2 separate regions of the Mus musculus genome follow, and region 2 is linked to region 1. A link is a loop called in an ENCODE intact Hi-C map of the cell type or tissue named here. Cell type or tissue: left cerebral cortex. All regions are shown on one strand.

Region 1 (2,500 bases):
CCCTTTAGCTGGAGGTTGAGTGGATTGAATGACTTTCTGGTACCGGTTTGAAAGTCGGTCATCATCATCATCATCACCATCACCATCACAACATCATGATTATCATCATCATAGCCATTTATGGGATGGTTTCACAATAACACCGCCACCACCTGAAGATATCCTTTCTAAACTTTACAGGTTATTTTACAAGCAAAGTCATTTAACACAAGAGAGACCTGGCCTTTTAAAATAGTTATGTGTCTTGCCCAAGGCCACACAGATTTTAAGGTAACTAAAGTGTTACTTTAAAGCTCAGGTCTGGTGTGCACACCCTAGCACGCAGGAGGCAGAGGCAGATGGATCTCTGTGACTTCCAGGCCAGCCAAAACCACATATATCCTGTCTCAAAACAAACAAAAGAGCAAAACAAAACAAATCCACAAAACCTCAAGTCTGACGGTTCCCATCTTTTCTTGTACTCCACTGTTCACTCTGTTAAGGGCGAAAACTCATTCATGTTGCAGGGTACTGAGCGGGCCAGACCTTGTACTGGATTTTAGTAGTGCCCTAGTCAGCAAGGCTTTCAAGGTCCCCAACTCTCAGGGATATCCTGCGTGTTTTGAATAAACAAGTTAACAGTCAGCACTCGGTATAAGCATATGGGATGGAGTAGGAGGAGCTCTCTTCCAGGAGATTACCTTGTAGCTTGGGACAAAGGGACTCCCGTGCCAGTACACAGGGGTTAGGGGCTGGGCTAGGAGAACGTTTACACACCCCTCCCAAAACTGTGCAGTCCAGCAGTGGCCAGCAGAGGGAGCCCAAAGTCCAGGACTGTCTCACTCCTAAGATGCTTATGTAACTTGGAAAGTTGGGGGAGGGGAGTAAACGCCAGGCACGAGGCTCACCACATGCAGGCACATGGCTCCCCACTGAAACCAAGGGGCTTCACACAGAAAGGTGTTGCGCACACACCCAGCGGGGCAATGCTCAAACACACGCACATGCGGCAAAGGAGGGCCAGATCAACGTCAAAGACTGGAGGACACCCCACACTCACACAGACTTATGCAGTATGGAAACTGGCGTTCTGGGGTGGAGTGAGGCAAAAAGGAAGAGACCTTTCCAGGCAGACTTAAGATTAGACTAAAGCATGGATTGAGAGGAAGCCTGAGACTGTAGAGACGTGGACACTGTTGTGACCATCAAACCAGATCCCCACCCACAGTTCCACGTACTGCCACATGTGGGCAGACTTCAGTCACCAGTCTCGTTCCATGTGGTTATTTAACAACATTCAGCCTCCAGATGGCATGTGTATGAAGCATCTAGATGACAGTAAGGTGTCATGAGTATCGTTAGAGGTAATTAAGACCCAAGGCCTTCCCTGAAACAGTTATAATCTGGCTGAAATGTCATATGCTATAGTCACAGCAAGAGAACAATGCCCCTCAGAGAGAAGCATGTTCAAAGACAAGACTGTTGAGGTGACGTGTTCTGCCCTGTGCAGGCTCTGTAACGTGAACTGATTTCGTTTTCCCAGAACCTGTGAGGTTAGCACTTCTCATCTCTATAGAAACCGAGGCATGGAGGACCTAAGGCGTGTTAGACTCGCTGTCCAGTGTTGGATTTCTTGGAGTCCAAATTCAGATTTGAGCTAGGATCCTCTAGCCTGTTGCGTGGTGAAAGCAAATATCACAGAAAGAAAGAGAAAAGAAATATAAGCCCAGCACACACACACACACACACACACACACACACACACACACACACACAGCTATAGAGACACACTGACAAGCACACCAGCCACTAAGCTAATAAGAAAACGACACAAACACACACATAATGGTATGGTATCCCCTGCCTCCTTAGTATGTGTAAAGTCCAGCTCGGAGGGAGCCTAAGATCCCACACAAGAATGTCTTGTGTCTGTGTGTGTTTACAAAGCCTTCACCTGGATGAACTGATGAACCGAAGGGGAAGTTCTCTCTGCTGAATTGTTGAGCGGTTACAGAAAGGGTCAGAGTCAAAGGAAGAGAAAAACCCTACCCATCACCTGGACCACAACTTCACGCAGGGGATGAAGCAGGTGTGTAAGCAAGCACAAACATGCAAGCATCAAACACACCCAGACACATTCCCACAAAGTGGCCCCCCAAGCATACTCTACCACTTCTTTCTCCCCTGAGCAAGTTGTGTAAAGCCTTATACTGTTCTCTCTCTCTCTCTCTCTCTCTCTCTCTCTCTCTCTCTCTCTCTCTCTCTCTCTCTCTCTCTCTCTCTCTCTCTCTCTCTCTCCCCCCTCTGTGTGTGTGTGTGTGTGTGTGTGTGTGTGTGTGTGTGTGTGCCCTGGTCCCTCCTCTTGCCCTGACAGAGCTCACACTTCTAGTTCTCAAGCCCAGTGCCAAGCGGGCAGCACAGTTGTTCAAGAATAGAGGAGCCACTATACTACTTGGGCCTTGGCATGACCTGGTTCTGACCCACTGAGTGGGCCTAGCCATTGCTTCTCCCAGAGTGAATG
Region 2 (2,500 bases), 280 kb after region 1:
TGCTGCCTTTGGATCCAGAAGTAGAACTCTCAGCTCCTTCTCCAACATCATGTCTGCCTACCAAGACGATAATGGACGATGCTTTTCCTGTATGAGAGCTGCCGTAGTCAAGCTGGCTCTTCACAGTAAAGAAAAGAAAAGAAGAGAAAAGAAAAGAAAAGAAAACAAAAAACCCGCAAAAAGGGGCTGGTGAGATAGCTCAGTGGGTAAGAGCACCCGACTGCTCTTCCGAAGTTCCAGAGTTCAAATCCCAGCAACCACATGGTGGCTCACAACCACCCGTAATGAGATCTGATGCCCTCTTCTGGTGCATCTGAAGACAGCTACAGTGTACTTACATATAATAAATAAATAAGTAAATAAATAAATAAATCTTAAAAAAAAAAAAAACCTAGACAAGAAACTACTCTCACTTCTAGAGCTTGTTAAGTCTTCTCTGATAGACACAGCCTGTGGGAAACCTCTGGGATGTGTGCCTGGCCATCCTTGCTGTCCAAGTCCATGAAGTGGTGAGGAGTTAAACAAGCCTTTACTGAAGGCCTTGATACTAGGAGTCTCCCTCCCCGAACAAGATTCCCGAAAAAACAAAACAAAACAAAACAAAACAAAACAAAACAAAACAAAACAAAACAAAACAAAACAAAACACCAAAAAAACCCCCAGAGGTGCTGAGGCATGGAACAGGGAGGGGCAGGAAGTTTGACTAGAAATTTACTGGGGCACTGTGTTTCTGTGGAGGGATTTCTGTTACCTCATTACTAACTTTTGCGTGAATAGAATTAAGGTTTGAAGAAATAAGTGTCTATGCATTCAACATCCAAGAATGGTAAGCCAGACACGGTGGTATTTGGGAAGCTAAGACAGGAGGCTTTTACTTTTTTTTTTTTTTTTTTAAAGATTTATTTACTTGATGCATGTGAGTACATTGTTGCTCTCCTCAGACACACCAGAAGAGGGCATCGGATCCCATTCCAGATGGATGTGAGTCACCATGTAGTTGTTGGGAATTGGAACTCAGGATCTTTGGAAGAACAGTCAGTGCTCTTAACTGCTGAGCCATCTCTCCAGCTTGGGGTTTTACTTTTAAAAAATTTTATTTTTTATTTTACCTATTCAATTTACATCCCGCTCACTGCCCCTCCCACAATCCTTCCCATACCTCACCCTCCCCTTTTCCTCTCAGCAGGTGAGGGTCCTCCTGGTATTCCCCTACCCTGGCACTTCAAGTCTCTGTGAGGCTAGGTGCATTCTTTCCCACTGAGTCCAGACAAGGCAGTCCAGCTGGAAAAACATATCCCAGGTACAGGCAACAGCTTTTGGGATAGCCCCATTCTGGTTGTTCAGGACTCACATGAAGACCAAGCTGCACATCTATTACATATGTGCAGGGAGGCCTAGGCTCAGCCTGTGTATGCTCTTATGTTGGTAGTTCAGTTTCTGAGAGCTCCAGTGGTCCAGCTTAGTTGACTGTTGGTCTTCCTGTGGAGTTCCTATCCTCTCTGGGGCCTGAAATCCTTCTTCCTGCTCTTCCATAAGAGTCCCTTAAGCTCCATCCACTGTTTGGCTGTGGTTGTCTGCATCTGTCTGAGTCAGCTGCTGGGTGGAGTCTCTCAGGGGACAACCATGGTAAACTCCTGTCTGCAAACATAACAGAGTCTCACTAATAGTATCAGGGATTGGTGCTTGGCCCTGGGATGGGTCTCTGGTTGGGCCGGTTATTGGTTGGCCGTTCCCTCAGTTTCTGCTCCATGCCCTGTCCCTGCATTTCTTGTAGACAGGATAAATTTTGGGTCAAAAGTTTTGTGTGTGTGTGGGGGGGGGGTTGGTGTCTGTATTGTTCCACTAGGGTTCCTGCCTGGCTACAGGAGGTGGCCTCTTCATGTTCCATATCCCCAGTGCTGTGACTCACAACTAAGGACACCCCCATTGAATCTTGGGTGCCTCCCTTATCCCAGATCTCTGTCTCCTCCTGGATATGCCCCCTACCTCCTCACCCCCATCAGTTGCAGATTTCCATTCATTCTCATGGCCATCTGGCCATCCCTGACAGGAGGGTTTTAAATTCTAAACTAGCCTTACTACCAGAAGAGATCTGGACTATGGAATGAAACAAATAAACCCCCAAAGTCCAATTTGTCCCCCTATGTATTCCTTCAGGTTCCTGGCCTCCCTAGTTTCCAACCTCCCTCTGACTCTGCAGGTTTTCCTCAAAGGGAAAATTGTGGTTAGATGCCACCTACCTGGGTGCTCTTCTTCTTCCTAAAGAATTAGGCTAAGTCCTTCAGATCCTGAATGCCTGACCCTTGTCTTTGGGTCTTGGCTTCACTACTCTCTGAGATTTGAAGATGTGTGAAATTCATTCTAAGGGCGAGAGTGGAGGCTTGTTCAGAGAGTTGTTGGATAGGAAGCACTAGAATGATTACATTTAATGTCAGACACCTGTTTAAGGCAGTACTCTCCTTGCAGATGTAACTTCTCAATTACATCTGGTTCTGGGAGG

Evidence for each region. A loop is a pair of places that touch in the nucleus more often than their neighbours do. Peaks named below come from ENCODE experiments on the same cell type or tissue, not always from the same donor. Only the 100,000 strongest peaks of a DNase experiment are listed, where the experiment ranks them.
Region 2: it touches region 1 in a loop (2.1-fold over the local background); 3 of 42 quality-filtered maps call a loop at or near these places.

What each region holds. Positions count from the first base shown.
Region 1 is chr1:172,308,579-172,311,078 of GRCm38, reverse strand. No RefSeq gene overlaps it. Among named protein-coding and RNA genes, the nearest start is that of Igsf8, 2.5 kb to the left of the region's middle. In left cerebral cortex, CTCF peaks have their summits at 764 (motif pointing right) and 1,230; DNase peaks (open chromatin) are centred at 834 and 1,232; H3K4me3 peaks cover 386 bases; H3K27ac peaks cover 2,120 bases.
Region 2 is chr1:172,029,226-172,031,725 of GRCm38, reverse strand. No RefSeq gene overlaps it. Among named protein-coding and RNA genes, the nearest start is that of Vangl2, 3.2 kb to the right of the region's middle. In left cerebral cortex, a CTCF peak has its summit at 954 (motif pointing right); no DNase peak of the experiment used is centred here.